3 separate regions of the Mus musculus genome follow, and all the other regions are linked to region 1. The links are chromatin loops, found by intact Hi-C in ENCODE. Cell type or tissue: left cerebral cortex. All regions are shown on one strand.

What was found. A loop is a pair of places that touch in the nucleus more often than their neighbours do. Peaks named below come from ENCODE experiments on the same cell type or tissue, not always from the same donor. Only the 100,000 strongest peaks of a DNase experiment are listed, where the experiment ranks them.
Region 2: a loop joins it to region 1, with 2.4 times the contacts of the local background. A loop is called at or near these places in 5 of 42 quality-filtered maps.
Region 3: it touches region 1 in a loop (2.6-fold over the local background); 4 of 42 quality-filtered maps call a loop at or near these places.

The regions. Positions count from the first base shown.
Region 1 is chr4:100,771,816-100,779,815 of GRCm38, forward strand. It overlaps Cachd1 (cache domain containing 1), which reads left to right and starts at 4,864. Exons shown (of 27, transcript NM_198037.1): 1 at 4,864-5,553. The coding sequence starts at 5,314. In left cerebral cortex, a CTCF peak has its summit at 4,857; DNase peaks (open chromatin) are centred at 4,488, 4,933, 5,199 and 5,696; H3K4me3 peaks cover 2,649 bases; H3K27ac peaks cover 1,323 bases.
Region 2 is chr4:100,905,968-100,913,967 of GRCm38, forward strand. The region is part of intron 3 of Cachd1 (cache domain containing 1); the gene reads left to right. Among named protein-coding and RNA genes, the nearest start is that of Cachd1, 130 kb to the left of the region's middle. In left cerebral cortex, a CTCF peak has its summit at 4,675; DNase peaks (open chromatin) are centred at 4,218, 4,904, 6,220 and 7,901.
Region 3 is chr4:100,916,809-100,924,808 of GRCm38, forward strand. Cachd1 (cache domain containing 1) reads left to right here. Exons shown (of 27, transcript NM_198037.1): 4 at 1,234-1,340. Among named protein-coding and RNA genes, the nearest start is that of Cachd1, 140 kb to the left of the region's middle. In left cerebral cortex, no CTCF peak of the experiment used is centred here; a DNase peak (open chromatin) is centred at 4,856.

The sequences.
Region 1 (8,000 bases):
GAGAAGGCCACCAGATGAAGTCCACAGTGAATAGAGATGGATGAAGTTCATCTATTCCTCTCTAAACAGGTATGGCAATTTCTGTTATCTTTTTTCATCATTTCAAATAGCTACACACCTAATCATATCTTCTTTGTGTAGACAGAATGGTTCAACCCGATCGTTAGTGTTACGTTGTAACCCAAGGGAAGAACACATCTTCTGAATTTGAAATGAGAACATCCGGAAGTCACATTAGTTTGGATTTGGGTGGTGGCCTGTCAGGACACAGGTTGTATGAAGTCCCCTCCTGCTTCTCTCTGGTTGGCTTTCTGAGCTTACTGTATTTTCTCTCTCATAGCTCCTACAGGCTATGCTGATGACTGTTTATGTACCTGACCACACGGACCCTAGGCAGTACAGTTCACATTGTATGGGTATAGAAACAGAGGCTAGGAGAAATTCTGCTTTGTGGAGAGGACTCATGGGAACCAAATCTATGTTCCCACTTTTGGTATACCACTGGGCATTCACACACATATATAAATTATACACACACACACACACACACACACACACACACATAAATATATATAATACATGCATATTTATAAGACTAAATATATCCATATGCAAATGTACAGAAATGTATATCTATAAACTATAGTGTCACATATATCTGTATATATAAGCATATATACGCACATGCATTATGATCATGACCATATATGCATATATGTATACATACATGTGTATGCATATATATGTATGTATATATATATATATATATATAGAGAGAGAGAGAGAGAGAGAGAAATATATGGAATTATGGTTGCCATGACCCCCCCAACCCTAATTATTGCTGTTGTTGTAGTCTTCCTATACAGTTCACTGCCAGGCACAGTAGTCCTCTGACCTTGGCCCCTAGAGTGGTAGCTTTGTGGGCATATGGCTCCCCTCCTGGTATACCTTAATATTTGTGAATAAAGAAAGATTTGCTGTAGCAAACATTTTGCTACAGATGTTCTTTACTGGCTTGATGTTGCCTTCCTGCCTGTCTTGTTCTAATTAGTTGCCTTACCAGAAAGCCTCTTTAATGGTGACTTGGGGGTCCGTGCACAGATAACTTCGCTGATAGAGACTGAAAACATTAAGGATTAGGTGCTTACCAAGTGACACACTTTGATCAATAGATATGTGTGCTGGTTTGTTTTTGTCAACTTGTCACAAACCTAGACATGCCTGAGAAGAGGAAATCTTAATTGGGGAAAAAAAAAAATCTTTTTTGGAGTTGAGGGTTTTTAGACAAGATTTCGATGTGTAGCCCTGGCTTTCTTAGAGCTCTCTGTAGACCACCAGGCTGGCCTCCAACTCATGGACCACCACTGCCTGGTGGGAGAAAACAATCTTTTTTTTTTTTTTTTTTAAGATTTATTTATTTATTTATTATATGTAAGTACACTGCAGCTGTCCTCAGACACTCCAGAAGAGGGAGTCAGATCTCGTTATGGATGGTTGTGAGCCACCATGTGGTTGCTGGGATTTGAACTCCTGACCTTCGGAAGAGCAGTCGGGTGCTCTTACCCACTGAGCCATCTCACCAGCCCAGGAGAAAACAATCTTAAAAGGAAGATGCCTTCATCGGATTGGCTTGTAGACAAGTCTATTGGGGCATTTCTTTGATTAATGATTCCTGCAGAAGGAGTTGGACCACCCCGAGCAAGTGGTTCTATAAAAAAGCAAGCCGAGCAAGCCATGGGGAGCAAGCAAGTAAGCAGCACCCCACCCCTTTATGGCTTCTGCTTCAGGTCCTGCCTCCAGGTTCCTGCCTTGGCTTGCTGCAATGGACTGCAACTTGGAATAGAAAAGCCAAATAAATTCTTTCCTCCTCCTCAATTTCCTTTGGGTTGTGGAGTTTATCACTGCACTAGACTCAGGGTGCACACTGACACTACCATCTAAACCTTTTTTAAAAATTATTTTTATTTGTTTATTTTATGTATATGAGTGCACTATAGCTGTCTTCAGACACAGCAGAAGAGGGCATCAGTTCCCATGACAGATAGTTGTGAGCCAGCATGTGGTTGCTGGGAATTGAACTCTGGACCTCTGGAAAAGCAGTCAGTGCTCTTAATTGCTAGGCCATCTCTCCAGCCCCAGCCTTTAACTATCGGCTTTCCCCCATTGGTTAGATGAGAATAGTCACATGTTCTTTCTTTCATATTAAGAACTTACTGAGCTAAGTGCCAGAACTCTGGTATACATGAGTCACCAACTCAGGAGCTTCCTTGTAGCTCACGCTGGTACTTCAGACCTGTGGAGATGAGAGAGTAGCATGCATATCCCATGATGCAACAACAGGTCCAAACACACAGGCTCTTTACCGCATTTTCCAGGATATACTATGTGCCTATGCAAATGGTGTAGAGGTGACAGGATTCTGCATTCACGAAGCCCACCCTAGTAAAACAAACATCATAAATAGCACAGGTAGTAGTAGATGATGGCCCTGCCAAGCTAGGGCTGTTACAGGTGCTGCCCAATGAAAACATGCTAAAAGGACAGAAACCATAGAAACGGGCAAAGAAAAAATTAGGGAAATGATCCCAGTGAGGTAAGATAGGCCCTCGGGATGCTTCTGAGAGAAGCTGCACAGGTGTGTATCCTGTGCTTGATGGAGATGGTAGAAGAGGGCAGAGGACAGAAGTCGGCCTTGGGTGTTGTCCTCAGTCACTCTCCACTTAAGGTTTTTTTTTGTGACAGGGTTTCTCACTGAGTCCAGAGCTCAGGTTGGCTAAGCTGGGTCCACACATCTCTGCTGTCCCTTCACCTACACCTTGTTACAGAGAAACACCATCATGCCTAGTATTTACTTGGGTGCTGGGATCAAAATTCATGTTCTCATGCTTGCACCTAGTAGGCATCTTATTAACTGAGTTCTTTCTTCAGCTCAGAAGCTCAGTTTTTATTACTAAGATTTTTTTTTTTTCTTTTTGAGACAGGGTTTCTCTGTATAGCCCTGGCTGTCATGGAACTCACTCTGTAGACCACCAGGTTGGCCTCACACTCAGAAATCTGCCTGTCTCTGCCTCCCAAGTGCTGAGATCAAAGGTTTGTGCCACCACTGCCTGGCTATGACTGAGTTCTTAAAAATCAAAGAGAGAAACTGGAAGGCGTTACTATCAAGTAAAGCAAAGAATAACTAGTTTTGTTTTCCTGCTCCGCCTCTGGTAGTTAACGTAGGCAAACCCTATAACCTGTTGTATTTGTTACTTTTCTATTGCCATGATAAGACATCATGACCAAGACGACTCATAAAATAAAATGTTTTATTTGGGGCTCATGGTTTCAGGGAGTTAGAATCCATGGCTATCATAGAGGGGATGTGGGGGGGGGGGCATGATGAAAGACAGGCATGTTTCTGGAGCAGTAGCTGAGAGTTCACGTGTCCAGACACAGTCCTGGGGCAGAGAGAGCTAACTGAGAATTTTTTTTTAAAGATTTGTTTATTTATTACACATAAGTACACTGTAGCTGTCTTCAGACACCCCAGAAGAGGGCATCAGATCTCATTATGGATGGTTGTGAGCCACCATGTGGTTGCTGGGATTTGAACTCTGAACCTTCGGAAGAACAGTCAGTGGTCTTAACCGCTAAGCCATCTCTCCAGAATGTTTTTTTTAAACCTCAAAGACCATCCCTAGTGGCACACTCCTCCAAAATGACCACACCTTCTAATTGTTCCCAAACAGCCCCAAATTGGGGACCAAGTACTCAAACATAAGAGTATGGTGGGGGGCATTCTCAGTTACCCCCTCCCCTCACATTTGCCTACCCATAGCTGTAGTTTCTAGGACTCTTGAAGCAGCACATTCATAGTCTATAGGAAAGTGAATGAATGCTTTATACAGGGACACTCGCCCTGCAGCACACACTTGTTTCTCTATGGTGGCTCTCAGAGAGCCTGATCCAGTACTCAGGAGCCATACCTGCCATGCTTATGAAAGCAGGAGGATGCTATGAGCTCAACTTCAGCTTTGTTTTCGTTTTTATTTTTTATTTGTTATTTTTGCCTGTAATGGAGTCAGATGGATTTATACACACAAACACAAAGAGAGAGGGCAGGAGGGAGGGAGGGAGGGAGGGAAGGAGGGAGGGAGGAGAGAGAGAGAGAGAGAGAGAGAGAGAGAGAGAGAGAGAGAGAGAGAGAAACATCCAGTGGAAGGTCAGAGCACAGGCCTGAAAGTAATACTTGTGCTTAAACTCTGGGTCAGTAGCTTATCCCTGGGTGACCTTCAGCTATTTGTTGCAACTCCCTAAGGCTCGGAGTTTGTTACCTGAAAATTCAGGATCAAGATACAACCTCTTAGCCTCGTCCTGGGATTAAAGGATAATGAGTCACACACACTGAATGTAGACCTCAGAGTATTGTGCTGGCCACATGATAGCTGGTTACAAACCAAGTCCGCTGTGCCCACGAGGGCGAGCTATTGTTACTAATAAAAAATGAGGAAAGGGAGTTAAAGCTCTAAAGACAGTTGCTCCCTTCCTAGGTCTGGGTCAGGCAGAAAGCCCGAGTTCTCGAACTTAAAAGGGACTTTGGGTGGTGGGTGGGTGGAACCTGTAACACTTGGGACCCGAGATCTCCTGCACGGGCCGAGTCAGGGGGTGGGGGCGGTCGCGTGGCCAGCTATGGGAAGGTCTCAAATGATCCCCTTCTCAGGCCAGAAGGGTCCTGTGCAAGCGAGGTCCCCCAGTATCCCGGGCCCCCAGCGTCCCAGGGCGTCGCCCCGTGCAAGGAGGGAGAGGAGGGGCGAGCGCGGGACTTTCCCCGCCTCCCTCCTCTTTCCATAAATCACCGCTGCAGCGGCAGCGGCGGAGCCGGGAAGTGTACGGAGCCGGAGCGCAGCGTGGTGGCACCAGACACCTCCCTTTTCCCCGCCGCTTTCTTTCCTTTCTCTTCTCTCACTTCGGTCTTTTAAACCTCCCTCTCCCTCCTCGCCGGGAGACCGCCCCGGTCGCCTCGCCGCGCCTACACTGGTGGCGCCGCCGCCGTCTCCGGGCTGCGCCGGGACTCGGGAAAGCGAAGGCGGCGCCGCTCCGCCGGTGCTCTCAGCCGCCCGCCCGGCCTGCGGGCGCCGCGGTCTTCGAGCCGCTGCCGCCGGGCGATGGTGGCCGCCCGCGCGCCCGCGCTGCAGCCGGGCGCCCCCTAAGTTTTCCAGCTACAGCCGCCGCGCCGTGGAGCCGAGAGCGCAGGAGACGAGGAAAGTTTGGCGGGCTGCGCCTCCCGCGGCCAGCGCCCGAATCCCGTCGGCGGGAGTGGCCGGAGGCGGCATGGCCCGCGAGCCGGAGGAAGAGGAGACCGTAAGGCCGGCCGCTGTGGTCCGCCGCTGTCCTCGCTGCCCTGGCTGGCCTGGGGCCCCGCGGCCGCCCCTTTGGCTGCTCTGCCTTGTGGCATGCTGGATCTTGGGCGCCGTGGCCGACGCCGACTTCTCCATCCTGGACGAGGCGCAAGTGCTGGCGAGCCAGATGCGGAGGCTGGCTGCCGAGGAGCTGGGGGTGGTCACCATGCAGGTAAGCGACCCCCTTCGCGCCGCCTCACTTGCAGCGCTCTCCCGCTGCGCAGAGCCCTGGGCCGCTGCACGGAGTGCCCAAGCGGGCTGTGGGACCTCTCGGTTCCTGCAGACTTCACCACATCCAGTGCTCTCTGTCCCGTGTACTCATTTGCCGCTGCCCTCTTCTGCAGAGCCTCTGCCCCGCACCCACTTTCCCCCTCTTCTCGGCCCCGGCTCCTTTCTTGTTGGCTGGGGATTCTCTGCTCTATCCGCGCTTCCTTCCCCAGTTTGCACTCTCTTCCTTCGCAGATTTGTTTTCACTCGTCACTCCTGCAAACTCCCCTTTCCTCTTTGTGTTCCCATCCCTAGGCAGCGGTCCCGCCCGGCTCGGGGCATTCTCCAAGGCTCCCCCACTCCACCCTCTTGAAACCTCCCAGCGTCCTGGAGACCAGGCGCACGAGTGGGCGAGGGAGCGAAGGTAGATTGTCCGCCTGGGCCGCAGGACTGTTGGGGTCCGGGCGGCCCAGCAACCGGGGCTCGCTCTCCCTGCCCTGCCGCTTTGGGGGAGGGGAGGGGCTGATCTGGCGGATCCCCCGCTCCAGTCCTTCTGGGGACTCTTTTTCTTTCCGCTCTTGCGGCCATTGGTCGCCTCTTGTCCGCTGTGTAATTTCTGGTTTGTGTGTGCCTTCGCTGGGAAGGGCAAGGTGAATAGGGTTTCCATTTTTTTCCCCCTGCGTCTTTTGGCCTTCCCTAGGGTTGTAGATTAATTGCCTTTGGCTGATAAGGATTTCTGACGATGCTACTAATAACCCACAGTTGTAAAAATTGCTAGACAGCAACCACCTGGAGATCCTATCGCGCCGTTATTCTCATCTTCTTGGCGAAGAAGGCCCACTCAATTAGGAACTGATGAGATGACACTCCGAGTACCAAGCCAGCGAAACAGCCTAGTGCTCCAGACAACTAACTCATTCCCGTAATAATGGTGGCGGGACTGGCCTTCGAAAGGCCGAAGTTTTCAGGAATGTGGTGTCAAAATAGGTTTCTGATTTCGAACCTAGAGTGACCATTCCACCTCCTACGGGCGAGATGTTTTGCTTCTCTTTGGGATTCAGGTTTCTGACGGCTTTCTTGAAAAAGAGAAAGAGAGAGAGAGAAAAGAAAAAGAGCCCAGAAACCTACTTCCACCCAGGCCCCCTAAGAGGCTGCATGCAGTATGCTTAAAACAAGTTTCACCTCGGCCCTAGCTTTTTTAAGGTGGAGAGATTGCTTTGCTGGGAGGGTAAATTTACATTTATTTGTAGAAATCCAGCCCGGACCTGCTGCGGAGGGGGATTTTCTTTATTTCCATGATAACAGCTACTCTTTTAAAATGCATTTTTCTATTGCTTCCTACTCTCGTCTTGATTTAGGTTCAGTTTTAATTTCTTCCATGTGCATTTTCTGGTTGCTGGCGCCCTGACCTAGGGATGGAGGGCTTTGGGAGGCAGTAAAATCATCTAGATTTGCTTTGCCTTGGTGAATGCGTTAATTTAGAAACAAACAGAACCGTGTTTTCCCACAGAGGATTTTTTTTTTTCACAAAAGGGATTTCAAATGGTGCCACCTGAAGTTTTGCTTTCAGGATTAGGTCGCCTTTGCCATCTTCACTCAATTCCTAGGACAGGACGAGGGATGGTACCCCCCCCCCCCTTCCTGTAATCTTAAAGGCTTGCTATTTCTAAGATTCTGGCAGCAATTTTATGGTTTCTCACCCTGGTCCTTGACAAAAGGTGATCCTGACGCATTGTCATTCAGGTGGGGAGACACTTTAAACACTAAGAAAAAAAAAAAGCTGGAGTCGGTGGGGTGGGTGTGTGTGTGCCCAAATGGCCCTTTATCTCTTTTCCAATTGGCCCCTCTCTAACACCTTTGCAACCCCGTTGGGAAAACGGACCTCCTGTGGACAGGGTTTTGTCTGGCAAAATGTAAAGTGGCCTCTCTCCTTTTTTCAAAGGAGAGGTGCTTACTGTATTTAAATTCCCCTTCTTGAACTATATACATTGATCTGCCACTTGCTCCTATCTGGGAAATTGTGAGAAGAACCCCCTTTAAAGTAGCCAGACTGTCAGCTTTGGGAGAAGTACTTGTGCATAATACATCCAGTGCTAGTTAGATGTCTGGTATCTGAAGTAAATGTGGGCCAGTTGCCTAAAATGAAGGCAATGTACCCTCTGTTCTAGAATGTGGATTCTACAGATAGAGACTCAGTCGGCGACAAATGCCCTTAAGTTGAGTTGGATGGTTGGGGCAACAAGGTTTTTTTCTTTTTTCCCCCCCTCTGCAGGAAGAAAGTGTCTGCATGCCCTCCCCTCTCCCCAAAGGTGTTGACTCCTTTTATTTAACCTTGGTGTTTTATGAGATCTGTAGACCTGTTAATTCTCAAGGCCAGTTTCCAGACCTTTAAGTTGTTTTGTTGCTGAAATT
Region 2 (8,000 bases), 130 kb after region 1:
TGGTGTAGAACAGAACGTGAGCCTTGAACCACACTTTTGCACATTGGTCTAGGAGATGAATATTTCAGAGCAGAAAAGGAGCAGGTGTCCATAAAGCAAGCCCTTAGGGAAAGGGGAAGGCAGAGCTGAAGCCCAGTGCAAGGGAGATAGGTGCTCTGGGGCCTGGAGATTCCTTCCAAGTCATGTAGGAGAGCACTTTCTATACGCACTAAGTTTTCAAACAAATCAGATTGCAATAGGGCTCATGATTTGGTCAAGAGAACCCATTGGGAAATGAAGAATAACTATAGTGAAGAGACAAGATGTCCATCAGTGGGGCCAATTTGTTCCTCACAGAAAGACAAACGGTGTCAGGCTGATAAGCCTGACAATTTAAGTTTAAGTCTCAGAACCCATGTGAGATGGACAGAGAGAACTAACTCCAGAAAGTTGTCCTTGGACCTCTGCACTATGACATGTCCCCACGCCCAACAATATAGAGGAATAATACCCTGCAAGGCAATACTAGCTACATAAAGTGTAAGTAGCACTGTAGACTATGGAAACACAAACACAGTCCACAGTCTTAGGAGAGACAATGTCACTGTCACTAAGGCTTATTAGAGATTTAGGTAAGGAGGGAGATTTTTGAATACCTTTTTAAAGATTTATTTTCATTTTTTGTGAGTGTGTGTGTGTGTTCTGCCTACATATATGTATGTGTACCACATGTGTGCCTGGTGTCTGGGGAGGCCAGAAGTAAGTGACAGGTTTCCTGGAAATGGATTTCCAGGCAGTTGTAAGTGCCATGTAGGTGCTGGAAACCAAACCTATGTCCTCTGCGAGATGGTCCAGTGCTCTTGTCCATGGTGCCATCTCTCCAGCCCCAAGGAGGATTTTATAAGATACTTCTAATTTTTTAAATCGAGTTTCTTAGAGGATGGAAATCTGTGAAGAGTAAAAATAAAGGTTAAAGATTTGCAAGGAAAATGAGTTGCCTGTGAATGAATTGCGTGTGAATGAATTGACTGTGACTTGCTAATTTGGATGATAACTCACTGGAGATGTTAGAAAAGTCATTGGGGTTAGTTAACCCTTGCATCTTTCTACTCTAAGCCCATAAACATTTGCACCTCATTCTGTTATGTGCATAGTAGTTCAGGAAATGTGTCCATTTATTTTAAAGATATTTTTTACCTGGTACATGAAATCATTCCTCTTGATACGGGACACTGGTGTGTTGTAATGCACGTATAGTGGTCAGGTCACTTCAAGAATGTTTAGTGTCAGTTTTTCTATATAATGCTATTTCTGGACATAGCAGCTGACCCGGGTTCTTTTTTCAAGCCTGATTCTAAGGTAGCATACATGGAAATGAAGACATGGTTCAATTTCTTGTTACTCTTTTTCTGGTAGAATGAAACATTGTGACTTGGGTGTTTTTGTGAAGAGGACTTCTGCTCTTTTGTTCTTTCTGGATCACAAGGCCAAAGAAATGGTCCTTTGACAACTGTGTTTAATTTTCTTTCAAGCCCTGTTCCTTCCCCAGGAAGATGTGTTATGTCCACAAAGCACTGGATGGAAATTCTTCCCTTTCAAGTCTCTTGCCCTTGCTTATCCGGCCCTTCCATCTCCAATTCCTTCAGCAGTTACTACCTGCAGGCCAAGTAAGCACTGACCCAAGCTTTATGGATATTGGTACCAGCAGGCCTGGAGCTGACCTAAGAATTCAACAAAGATTTTGCATTTCTAAAAAAAAACCTACTCGGTTATAATATGAAACTTACAGAAAATGGTTTCCATTCATTTGTATTTCAGTAACAATACCTCCTGAGTCCCATGGGGTAGGAACTGTTTCTGCCTAATGTGTAGCCTTGCCTCCCTCCATTCTGAAGAGAAGAAAACAGTGTAGAGAGGTATAGCAGGGCTCTGGGAGGTGGGTTTAGAATCTGGGTTCCTGATTCCAAATGGGATTTTCTTTCTATATCTTTTCTTCTCTTGTTTGAGACAGGCTCTCACTGTGTAGCACAGACTGGCTCAGACCTCTCAGATTCTCCTGCCTCTATCTCCCGAGTGGTAGAATTATAAACATGTACCGTCGTGCCTGGCTCACGTGAGTTTTTCTTAGAATGATGGAATAACTTGTCTGAAGGTGAAATAGCAGCGAGGATGGCTCACCTGTGCTTTGAGTTGCTACATTATGTTTCTTCTTAGAATTTAGGGCTGTGGAAAGACTCCTTAAATGATTAGCTGAATATAAAGATTTTAACAACTAGATTTTGTTTCTTAGACTGAAGCCAGAACTGTGTTTCTGCAGCAGTGTGTGCCATTTCTGGTGGGGGTGGGGATGGGGGTGGGGATTTGTAGCTGCATCTGTGAGAGCACTATTGGCAAGAAGGGGCTTCACTCCAGAGGCATCCACTTGCAGGGGGCTGAGCAATGACCTCACTTTTTAGATTTCTCTGTTACCTGTGCTGACCAAAGGATGATAGACAGCTCGATGCATCCAGTATCGGATTTCACATTCTGCCTTTTACGAATTTTAAGTAGAATTGGTCTGGTGATTTTTTTTTTCTTTTAGAAATCTGGTGTGTGTGTGTGTGTGTGTGTGTGTGTGTGTGTGTGTGTGTGTGTGTGTGTTTGTGTTGGGCGAGGGGATGCTAGTTAGAGGGCCATTCTAGGCTTAAAGAATAGCCCTTGTCACAGCAGAAAACCAACCCGTAAGCTGTTTTGTATGCTTTCTGGTACTGAAATTGCAAAGCATTTTTAAGTTGGAGAGCCCCTCTGGCTGTTACCTCTCATCCAGTTTGATGGTGTGCGCATCTGTCCTCAACCACAGGGCTAATATCTTTCCTCAGGCGCATCAGCCCTTAGTACTCCGCACCCTGCATGGCTTATGTCCTTTGTAAAACGGGGTGGTTTGGGCAGACCTCCCTCTCCCCTTAGTGCACATAAGCTAAAAGCTGGACTAGCTCATCTCCAAGGTCACCTGCTCTCTGAGGTTCTTGATTACTGTCTTTGATGTCTGTGTGGTACAGCCCACAGCCGTCCACTATTTACCGAAAGAGGAAAATACACACATTGCAGTCTCTGGGGTAGCCTGAGACATGCACCTCTAAACTTCCTATATTTCTTCACTTAGCGATAGTGACCAGTTCCTCATAGGTCTGACCCTGGGAAAGACCCCCGAGCATAGAGAAGTACAGGGAAGGAGCACCCCCTCTTTGTGTCTTCCAAGCCCAAAAGAGGGGTGTTTAAGTAAATAGCAGTGTGAAGTGTGGCCATCCTACGGGACGGCAGGTCAAGTGGACAGTGGGCAGAGGTGACATGGAATGGCACACAGGGTGCTACCAGAGCATGGTCCTTTATCTTATACTTTTCTCCTGTGCCTAGTCTTCTCATCAGCCTGCTAAGGAAGAAGATCTGGATAAATGGTGTGGTGATATCTTCCCTCCTAAGTCTCCCAGATGTCACCTGTCCAACCGCTTAGCATTTTTCACAGAATGATCAATTTCTATATACATATGAATATGTGACCCAAGGTCACAATGAGGCTACCTGTTGGTGATGTGTTGTGCTGAGGAAATGGTAGGGAAGGAATGTAGTGTTCTCTGTGATGTTTAGGGAGGCACCCTGTGCTCTGAATGCCCCACCATCCAAGGACATTGGAAACCATCTCTTGTTTCTATTCTGCCATTATTGAACCCCAGAGATTTAATCCTTATTGCTGATAAGAACAAAAAGAATGTGACTTATCACTCCCATCTCTGAGGAGATGGAGGGAAAACCCCCTCTCTTGCAATGTGATTGCGTGTTATTTGACAGCTTTTCCGTTTGCCCATTCATTTAGGTGTTTGACTAGGTGAGCTCGGTTGGGGGAGGTGAGTATCAATGGCTTTATAAATTCGATAGCTCCTGTTTGAAGTGGCTTTATTCTTACCCCTTTCCTCCACCATTCAGAGTTTAAATATTTGCCAATGCAGATGTTCGATTTTTATCTTAGCTCTTTCTTGTTTTAACTTTATTCTTATGGGCAGTTAAGTGGAAGATAAGGAGTCCTTGTTTTCAGTTCTTTTCAACGGGTGTTGCTCAAATATTTGGAAAGCAGCCAAGTCCAAGAAGCAATGAACAGTCGGGCACCTGGCTGAATGGTGGCGAGGAGCTACCTCTCCTGTCAGGTGACAGTGAGCCAGCAACTACGGGCTGTCACTGGGGCCAGGGGGTGTGTGAGGCACAGGCAGTCCTATGTCTGTACCTTCCCTTGAGACTCCTTAAGCTATTGGTGTGTGCCATGGTTTCCTCTGTGTGTGGCTCTTAAAACAGCAGTGCAGCAGGCAGCCAGGGCCTGCTGGACCTAAGAGCTCCATTGAGAGTCTCTGTGTTTGCTCCCCACTCCCATCAGAACTGATATTAGCTTTGCTTTCGGGAGAAAGGAGAGAGAGAGAGAGAGAGAGAGAGAGAGACTTTTACACTTGTCTCTGTAGTTTACCAGTGATTAAAAAGAAACAAACAAATAGAAAAAGCCCCTCAGCCCTTCCGCCGCCATCACTCTGGCTCTGCTTATGGACTCCTGAACTCTAAGCCTTACTCTTCTGAGAAATCCCCAAGGATTTGCTTTTTAAATCATTGACTTAAAAAACATAATCATGAACAATACCACATTTCACCACCACCCTGGGAACCCACACCAGGCGTTTGGGTTTTGTGAGCACTGTGATAAATTGGGTCGGCTTCCCTGGAAATGTTCAGAAAAACCCAGGATCCTAAATGATTTGCCTGGCAAATCACCTTCCCCGGGGAATTTAGACAAAGACCAAGATACAGATTCAGGAAGTAAAGCCCAAAAGGGGTGTGTACGTCTGTCTTCCCTTTATATCTTTTTCTTTCTAAGTCGGGACTCCACTGAAAGTTGATTTACACACTGGATCGGGGCTGAACGGAATCCAATTGGAAGTCACTTGAACACTGTTTTGATGTGAGATTCAAAGCTTCTGCAAATTTATTTTATCTTCTACATTTGCTGATCTCCTGCTTGTAAATCCTGTTGAAGGAGAATAAAAATGACTGCAGCCTGATGGGAATTAAATGTCTGAAGTTCAAAGCAGTTTGCACATCAGAGCAAGCGTCAATCAAATGAACATCTTGCAAGGCAGGCAGGGGAGTGAATTTCTCCATGGGGAAGAGATCAAAGTGGGAGTCACAGCCCTGTTTTCTCCCTCGGGACAGCAGTTCGATCAGTTGTTCATGAAAGCAAATCCGAAAGGCAGGCTTTCCCCCTCTCTCCTTTCTTTCTTAAGGGTGTGGGAGAGGTGGAGTCATTTCTCTAGAAACTGGATTCTAGGCACTGGCTTTATCTTAGGAAAATAAGCAGAGAAGTCAGATTTAATCCAATATCTTTTTTTTTTTTTAAGACTCAAGGTGTAAAGGAGTTTTAGGTAGGATTTTTTTTCTTTTTGAAGTCATAAATATGAAGGATGGGATGAATCAAACCATTTAAACTGATCGCCTATGCATCTTATATGAAAATGCATGGGCTTTTTTTTTTCTATTTCTTGACCTCTCTATAAACCTGGATTCATCTGACTAGCCGCTGAAATACCCCTCCCTGCAAAATTGGTTTAGGTAAGTCCTAGGAGTAGCTGACAAGTTTTTATAAAGAATCTCAACCATGAACTTCATGTCCATGGGCTCCAAATCTGAGCGAGTGACTAGCATGTTGCTTTTTATAAATTGCTTTTCTTGCACATGTACATTAAATGTGTTCTTGCCTTTGGGCCGGTGACCATTCTTCCTAGGTCAGGAGGTAACTAATGGATCAAGATGACTAAGCAGGTTTCCTTCCCCTGTTTAGAGTTCAGCTGCTTTGGAGTCCGGACAACAGCAGGCATTGATCCTGTGTGAGCAGAGAACTGGGAGATAATCCCCTAGCTGGCCTGCTAGCCCAGACACTTCCCCCTTCCCCTCGCCTTCCCCTCCCCCCCCCCACTTTTCCTCCTCCAACTTCCTCCTCCCCCTATTCCTCCTCCAACTTCCTCCTCCTCCATTCCTTTCTACCTTCTCTAGCCATCTCCTCACCTGACTGGCTCATCAGTGGCATAGGCAATGAAGAAAGCATCAGGGTGGACCTAGTTCCAGGCTTTACATGAATTTGAAAGTAGATGGGTGCATGCACAGCGGCTGAGGCGCAGCACGGACTCCAAGGAAACTTGACGCAGCCTGAAGACCATTCAAGAGCTGCCGGGGGCCAGGTTGCCTTACAGGCTTTCATAACTGCTTATTACCCTCCTCAGTAATAACCATTTTGCCCCCCTCTGGGGGGAGGGGGAGGTTCGAGATAGTGTTTCTCTGTGTAGCACTGGCTGGCCTTGAACTCTGAGATCCACCTGCCCCTGCCTCTGAAGTGCTGGGATTAAAGGGGAGCAAGCACCACTCCTGCCAGTCAAACAAATCTTTATTTGATAGAGTGGAAAGCGCTAACATGAGTAAGAGAAATTACTCATCTTAATTTTGGATTTTTATTGATGGCATCATTTCATTATTTATGTTCCCTTGTCCCTGAAAGTTGTATTCATGGAGCCTAATCACCACTGGATCATATTAGAAAGTGCTGTCTTGGGGGAATGACTACAGGAACCGCCCTAGAGGGTTGCCTTGCCCCCTTGAATGCAGTTTTCCTGACAACGGCAGTATGTTAAATATGATTATAAAACAATGCAGACAAAAAAAACACACCCCCGCCACACACACACACACACACACACACACACACACACACACACACACACAAGCAGGAACAAGGCACAGGATTGTAACTACAAAGTAGAGCAACTGCACTCAGGTTGTGGCTGGGTAGGGGCTTGGGTGAGAAGCCATCCTGAGAGGAGCTGAGGAGGAATGTAGGTTGCCTGTAGGTTGCCTGCCCTGAGGAGAAGGCACACAGGACACTGGGGGTCAGCAGACAAGCATGTGCTGAGTCTGCTGTGGTCAGAAAGGAAGGTTGTGTCAGTCAGAGGAGAAGCCTAGGAGATAGCAATCATAACGATAATGACACACACTGCCTTGTCAAACTGTCTTATGGCCAACAAAGGTGCATGGATTAGTGCTCTTGTTAGCGAACCACTTCCATTTTTATTGCTATGAAGATGTTCTCAGTAATGCTCTTAGAGATCTGCTCTGAGGAGGAAATAAACCCCTAATGATAGGTCCTTGCTCTCCTGGCTTCCAGTAAGCCAGCTTTCATTTTACAAAGACCCTTACCAATATCAGCTCTCCAAGGGTGGGGCTCAAAGCAGATCTCCTGACTGTGGACACCCTGTCTAGGCACTCAGGGACGATGTCTCAGCCTAGACGTTCCCTGCCAGGGTGTGTCCAACACCATCCTGAATAGCCCTTTGCAGTGAGCTTTCCCGTCTGTGTCATTTAGAAGCAGACTGTTGTGTTATTTGTCTCAGCAAAGAGTTGGGTCCTGAATTCAAGTCCCCTTGGCTTCCTTCCCTTGCTGTATATCCTAGGTTTCACTTGTCTCTACTGTGAAATAGGTAGGTGAAAGGGGGCTCAGAATTTACACGGCAATGTCTCACTAGGAACTACAGGCAGACCTGGGTGCTCTTGACCCAAACCAAATCTAAAGACTCCCTGTCTTCAGTGAACAGAATCCAAACACCTTCTGTCTTTACGTGTCTTTTAGACATACTATGGAGCACCTGTGCTCATGGAGAAAGCAATTCTCTCCACTTATTTTTAAACGTTGTGACAACTCTGAAGGGCTTTCTTGTTTCTCAGAATCAGCTAAACTCGGATTCCATGCCCCCAAAACAATACATTGATGTCTGCAAAGGCAGGGTCCAAAAGTCTACCTCCAGCATCCATTCTAAGTGATTCTGATGTCACTAGATGCCAAGTGGTTTGTAACCATTCAAATGAGTCAGCGCCCGTTTGTTAAACCTTCTGGGCATCTCAGAATGAGTGGGCATATGAATATTCATGAAATGGGTGGGCATATGAATATTCATGAAATGTGG
Region 3 (8,000 bases), 140 kb after region 1:
GGAGAGAAAGAAGACTAGAGGTGAAAGGGGGAGTCGATCTCATTAGACTACTTCCTTCTGTTTAGGGGCATTGATTTCCTTTGAGCAGTGTTGGTCTTCATTATGAGGATAGCCAATTTCTTCTTGTCTCTCTGCTCAAGACCAACCCAGCAACAGCAGGGAGAAAAGCGGCCCTCACACCCTCTTGAGGCTCTGACATTTTTATACCCTCCAACAAGTCCCCAGAATTGCAAATGTAAACCTATCTTCAGCTAGCAGAATCACTGCTCTGCCAGAGTATGAGACGAATCATTGTCAGCTGCTGGCGACAATCGGAAGCAGCCTCATATCCCACACCTGGGTTTAAAACAAAAACAGATTCAGACAATATAACTGGATTTAAAGGAAAAGTCTTACTACAGATGTGTTTCCGAGTATATTCTTTCACATTATTGTTTTCTGGAGCAAATGTTTTCTGGTACTGGCTCTGCCCATGATCAGTGTGAGTACTAGCATTGTTCTGTCTTTAGTAGTAACGTTGAACTACTACAAGAAATCAAGAGACTTTAGCTTTCTATGTATGATGACAGGGTAGGAGCCAGTTCTGAATCAGGTACCAAGAGAAGCATGTCCACACATTAGTCTTAACCCTTTTTAAAAAATCTTTGTAAAGTAAGCTTGCTTGCTTGCTTTCTTCCTTCCTTCCTTCCTTCCTTCCTTCCTTCCTTCCTTCCTTCCTTCCTTCCTTCTTCATTTTCAGGTTAAGAAAACTGACTATGTCTCTCAATGTCAGACATTTATTTGGGAGTGACAGGAGAAAGATATTTCTACACCACAGTTTGTATGTCCATTTATTGTTCTGTCCTTAGACTTGGCCATTGGTGCTCAGATACAATACAGTGAAAAGCTGCTTCACAACTGCATCATTGCTCAAGCCTGAATCTTGTCATCTCTTTGCACATGCTTTTATCAACAGTAATAGGTCAAGTTCATTGAGTAAAAAATGCTTTTAAAGGTCAGTTCTCTTTTAATTTCCTAGCGTTTGAACTTGACTTCTAAGCCTTCTAGCTATGGGTACTCCTCTTTCTCAGCATTATTTAGAATAAAATTTTTGGTTGTTCTTGTTAAGTCACCATTCTCCTGCTTGTGGGCTGGCCTAGTCATACATGAAATGAATGAATACTTTTATGGATGGTTTTTACTAGATGGGAAACTCACCAGGTACACACTGCTAATCCTTTTCTGTTGTTTTAGGTTTGATGGGAACTTCAACACCAATGTATCAAGAACAGTGAGTTGCGATCGACTCTCTACTACCGTGAACAGCCGAGCCTTCAACCCAGGACGAGACTTAAATTCGGGTCAGTATTTGGTTTTTCATTTTTTTAAGGTAAACTGCACCCCACATATTCACACTGAACAAATGTACTGCCTCAAGCATTCTTGTTTCCATTTTAAAGAAAAATATCATCTACTTAATTGTATATGTTTCTTGAGAAGGTTAACTCTGTAGGAAAGAACGGAAGATCATCAAGTAGGCATGTATTAAGCATATATTAAACAGCCATATGTATGGAAGGTGCTCAAGTACTGATCCAGGCTCCTTGATACATTTTATCATTCCATGGAACTTTTACGTTCTTTATTTTAAAGGCCATGTCAGTGACCCAGCTTTTGTAGTAACAGGAGGTGTTCACTTTTCTTGGCATTTCCTATCTGTATTCTTTACGTTTGTTTTAGGGTTTTGTAGATAAGCAATGAGGAGAGTTGTCTACTAATAGAGTCAGCACCATCACACTATAGGCTGAGATTGCGGTTGCTCCTTTATCTCTCTGGAACTCCACTATACTCAGTGGTGGTAGCTTCTAGGAACTCTGTTCGCATATCAGCTCCCAATTCTGAAATACCAAGATGCCTCTCCTCTATTGACCTCAAAATTCTGTTCCAAATTTCTCTCCTGTTTTCTCTTGTGCACCCTTGTGCATGTTGCTTGAGAGATCTCAAGAGCTAGAGGCTTCCCCACTTAAGAACTAGGACAGCTTTCTGAAATAACAACAGCTTCAAGTTTCAGATTTTACCGAGGTCCAGAAAGGTCCTAAGCCTTCATGTTGCTGGGAAGTTGATGGATCTGATCTTTAAGCATGAAGGCCTACATTTCCCAAACACCAGGTCCCTTGTAGACACATAAAACTCGAGAGAAGCCAGAAGACCAGAGTATTTACTTATAGGACCTCATCCAGGCTCTGCCTGGGGGAGAGATTGTAGTCTTTGGGAACTGTGTACACAAACCAGGGACTCTGTTGGGTCTAAAAAGAAAGGGTTGTACATTTTAAGCTTCTTGGAGAGAATGAAACCATAACTGCTAGATAAATGATCCAGCCTTCCTCTGCCAAGCACGTACTCTGAGCCAATGCACATCACATATTCAATCATTTTTATTTGGTCAGAGAGTCTGGAAGTCTTCTGGAGCAGGTGAGGTTTACTGCCACACAGGAAGTTAAATGAGAGTAGTTTTCATTAAAAGAAAGCCCTCTGAAGGCATAGAGGAGGAGGAGAAGGTCAGCTGTGGAAGATTGCAAAGTTGCCACGGGCCACAGAGCCCACGGGTGATCCTCAGTGCTTCTCCTCATGAGTGCTCAGTAGCACAACATGTGTCGTTGCAATAACAGCCTGTGAGCAGAATCAGGTGCAAGTCTTTCCCCCAAAACACACAGGGTAGCTTAGCATTGTTTGTGATTCAAAAGTGTTAAAAGTCACACTGACTTGAGGTTCCCACTTGAATTATTAAAGAAAAATAGTACAGTATCCCTTTATATAAGACCTAGAATCCCATTTCATAATTTTAACAATTACCTTTTAAGGATAATGGAGTAGTCGTAATTTCAATCTGAGTACACGTTGTTTTTGTAATTAAGAAAAGATAAATGAAGTGAGGGAATTCCAGATTACAGTAGCCCCTCAGGTTGGTTCTATGATATTTTCTGTGGACACAAACATCTGCAGAAGCTTACGTCCTTATACAATAGCATGGCATTTACATACAGCTTTTGTGCTTCCTCTCATATTCCTTAAATTATCCCCAGATTACTTATAATACTTAATATCACGCAAATGTTATGTAAATGGTTGCCACACTGCATTCTTTGGGGAAATAACAAGCAAAGGTCTCTATCATTTGGACACTCAGGTGTTTCCACACATCTTCAAGTCACTATTGGTTGAATGCACAAATAAAGAGAAAGTTGTTTCTAAATGCAATTTTTCTGCCTTTTAGGTAGACAGCACATTTGTTAGCATGTCTCTGATACTAGATCCTCAGGCTGATTTTGAGTTTCTAAGGAGCATTCATTACTTCCTGGTCATGTGGTTGGGACTAGAAAGGACAGGCTGAGGCTTTTGCTTATAGGAAAAAGGACTTGCCACACAAGCAGGAAGACCTGAGTTTGAATCCCCAGAGCCTACATGCAGTCAAGTGTGGTCATATATATCTAGAATCCTAAGCTAGATGGGTGTTGGAAATAGAATCTCTTGAAGGTCACAGGCCAGACAGCAACAGCCAATGAAAAGATATCCCTTCTCAAAGAAGGTCGGACTGACACCTTGTGACTTCTGTGTTGTGCTATGGCTCATGCACACACCCATCTATACTTGCATGCATGCATGTATACCTATGCATACTATTTATGTACACACACTAGGGCAAACTGGGAAAGAATGAGGGTGGGTCATGCACACAGGAAGTTACAGAGCCTAGATTGATTCTCCGTTGCCTCTGCTAGGGTTCCCACCTCAGTGAAGGACCAAGCCCTGGCAGATCTGGGAGCAGCCACAGCCAGGGCCTCACCCCCATTTCCTTACCATCTTTTATCTATTCATGGTTTCTGACAGTGAGCTCATTGTTTGGATCTAGCCCCCTCATTAATAATAATAGCACCATCATTAATAATAATAGCACCATGTCTTTTTCTTACTGAATAATACAGAAGCAATTTTTCCAAGTCATTGCCACCTAGCCACTAGCTAGAATAAATATACATAGCTGGACTTTATTCAATAAGAATGTATTAAACACCCTGCCGCATGATAAATACTTGGCCAGAAGGTATAAACAGAACAAAGAGCTTATTTAGAGGTTGAGAGTTGCAGATTATAAACAAATAGACAAGAACTGTATACCAAGCAATGGTAAATACTATTTCGTTTTGACTGTGCTGTCCCCATCTCTTCCCGACCCCCATCCCAAACCTTAGGTCACGAGACTCTACCCTCATAAATGGATTAATGCTGATTATCAAAAAGCTGGAGTCCTACCTCCTGCTATCTCTCACCCATGTGATGCCGACTGCAATGCTGCAATTTAGAAATCCCTCAGCAGATGCAGCCTCTGAATCTTAGACTTCCCAATCTCCAAAATGCCTTCTGTCACTTATACCCAGCACTCAATGGGTGGTATTCTGTTACGGGCACACAAAAGAGATGAGAGCATGCCTGACCAGGCAGACATAACTTGGAGATAGCATAGGGATTACTGATGTTTGGAGCTTTGGGACTTTACCCCTTTACACAGGGGCTCCTTGATGAGATCTGAATAAGTAGGCCTTGCAGATGATGGACAGAACTGCAGGAAGGGGATCCAAGGCAAAGGCTTTGAGTTTTGTTTATGCTCAAAAACTGCAGAGCTGCCAGTGTGGCTGTGGTAGGGTGAAAGGGGCCTAGTGCATGGAACAGGGCATTAGGTCAGATGGTTTGGGGCCAAATCCTGATAATCCTTGATTCACCAGCCATTATAGGACTTCAGCTACTGCTCTGAATGCGGTAGAGAGCATATGGAGAACGGATGGGTAGAATTTGGGACTATGACTCAAGAATGGATTAGGATCTCTGTAAGCGTAAAGTCTTGGTGTTTAGCAGATACTCAGAGAAAAGGATCTCATAGCTGCTTATGCAAGTCTGGAGTCGAGAGACAGGGACAGAATAGATTTTTGAATTTGGAATTCATTGTGTCTAGCTAGCAACTGTCTCATCTGACTATAATCATGTAGCAGGCGACTAGAGAAGAAAAAAGCCCCAGAGATAGAATCTGGGGGTCTCTTGTCACTTAGAGGACTCTGAACATGAAGGAAAGCAGGAAAGGTGTTAGAAAAGAGATAGTCTAGGGGCAGGTGGGGTTGGAAGTCAAACCCTGCTAGAAGCAAGTTACAAGTTGTTTCAGGACAGAATAGAGAACAGCTGTGTTGAGTTTCTCGGGTTGAGCAAGGGTTAAAAAGACAGCCATAGGATGTGGTGGCAGGCCAGGAGTTTATGGGACAGAATGGCAGAGCAGGGTGAGAGGCAGGTCCTGGAGCAAGTCATGCTTTCAGAAATGAGGCAAAGGACCTAGAGGCAGTGCTCATATGAACTCCTGAGGTTTGCTTAGAAAAAAATAGTGGTGGCTTATAAGCATCAAGGGGATTTTTTTACGTTGAGAAAATTTGCCGCACGTTTGGATTTGGTGTTGCAGAGAAGAGATTGTGACCAGGGCCTCCTCTGTTTGAGGTAGGAGATGTGGAATGAAGAGATGTCACTGTGGAAAGAGTGAAGGAAGAGCAACTGTATAGAGTGATACATAGATAATAATAGATAATAATAATAGATAGATGGATGATCATAGGGTCTGGAACTTCACGATGTTCCCTTTGTTGCACTTAGAATAGATGTGGCACCCATAGACTCATGGGTGTGAATGTGCTTGGCCCATAAGGAGTATATGGCCTTGTTGGAGTAGGTGTGGCCTTGTCGGAGGAAGCGTGTGTCACTGTGGAGGTGGGCTTCCAGGTCTCCTATGCTCAAGCTGCTACACTCCATGTGACAGTTTCTCCCTGTTGCCTTCGGATCAAAATGTAGGCCTCTCGGCTCCTTCAGCACCATGTCTGCTTGCACATTGCCATGCTTCCTGGCATGATGGTAGTAGACTGAACCTCTGAAACTGTAAGCCAGCCCCAATTAACTGTTTTCTTTTCTAAGAGTTGCCTTGGCCATGATGTCTCATCACAGCAATAACACCCTAAGACCCCTTCCAAGTGAATCTTACTATGAAGCCGGATCACACAGTGGAAATCAGAGCGTGTAGAGACTGTCTGTTGTTCTGGGATTACCTTTCTTTACTGGGGTTAGAGTAAAACTCACTTAGATAAATCATCAGCTAACCCTGCAAGGGCTGGGGGTGTAGCTCAGTAGCCACACACTTGCCAAGGTCCAGGCACTGGGTGGAACCTCACCACTCCTACAAAATGCTGCTTCATTTCACTGTTTGTTGTTAAGGGATATATAAGAGGGTCTGAAAATCAGGATGGAGGTGGCCGTAAGTAGAATGGAGCTAAAGACGAGATCCTGAACTCTGGTCATTCTTCGAGCATGTCTCAAGTAGAGCCTACTTCCTGGCAAGAGTTGTTCTCAGCAGGGTTGGCACAGTTCAGTTTACAAGCAGCCTTTGGCAATATTTAGGTATTTAAGCGCTGGCTGGCTTGCATTTGAAGTTTTGTGACATTCTACCAGGTGGTGGCTGCGTCCCAAAGTCCACATACTTGAGCACTTATTTGTAACATGAGAGGCGTGGTAGAGGGTGAAGGGCGACCTCAGAGTTCCCCCTTTTCCTCCTTCTGCAGCCCGTGCCCCCTTTTCAGAACAGAATTAATGTGCTCTGGAGGCTATCGCATGTCTGATATTTACATCTGTAAGATGTCCAGCCCCAGGCCCTTGCAGACTGTATATAATCCATCAGTGGGCTCCTAATTGATAACACAGTTTTAGATTGCCTTTCAGACTAGCTGGAAATAGGCTCACATAAATTATAAACCATTCTTAGATTTATTTATTCAAAACGAGGTCATATATCCCTCCATCCAACACGTATGTGCATTCTTTTCCTTAGAACAAATCTTTCCAGATCTCTGCTTTCTAAATTGACCGCTTGTCCCTGATTCCATTTAAATAACTGAAGTTTGGCAGCACATGTGTTATACTATGGTGCTTTCCTGCTTTTATCTCTAGTGTTTCACTCTTTTTTTTTTCTTTCAAATTCCTGCTGAGCTATTTTCTTGTGCATGGCCTCATCTCTAAAAGAGAAATTATTTGAAGAGTCCAAGGAAGGTTGCCTCTTGCTCTCTTGAATTGTGCAACTGAGCCGAGAGCAGAAGGAGGTGTTGTTGGTCTTTCTTACTGAACGGACGAGTCTCTGGAGTTTATTATGTTTGATTTAAAGAGCATTTGAAGTTGCAAACTCTGATCTTGGTAATGGTGTATTCTTCAATGAGATACAGAATTGACAGGGTATGAGGGGCATTGAGAAGTCATTAGAGATGAACACTGTGCAGGAGGTACAAGGTGGGCTTCAGAGCCTGTGGGCCCCTGAGGCTGTAGACTCTTCTCACTTTGCTGACTTCAGGGCTTCCTTCAGTGGTCAATGACAATGACTCCCTGTGCACTGTGGCTTTTTTTTTTTTTTTCCCTTTCTAACACAGATGGTCCCTAGCTCCCAGTGGCTTGACCTTACAGTCTTTTTTTTGAGGGGGGATTTGGGTGTCTTTTCTCCAGCAACAGTGTGCAATGCGATGGTCTTTCCTCATGTTGCACAATGGCAGAGAACTGCCACTCCCAGCCAGTCTATCACTGTCTCAAGAGAAAACAACACGAATTCTACCTTTACTGAGTTCCTGGGCTAGGTAAGCCACCAGATTACAGTGGGTTTGTTGAGACATGGCCCCATCATAAATCAAGACACATCTGGACCATAAAAACTGTCTGTTAGATAACCGCTAGCAGGCTAATAGCTTGCTTAGTATTCACAAGGCCACCAAAATGCATAAAATAATAGTCAGTCAGTCTTAGCAGATTCTGCCTAGTAACTACGTAGTAGAAACCCTGCATTCGCTCTTTAACCCTCACCTTTCTTACTCTCTAGCCCTCCTTCTCTCTCTTTCCCTTCCCCCGTCTCTCCACGTGGCCATGGTCTGGCCATGGTTGGTCTCTCTTTCTTTCTACCT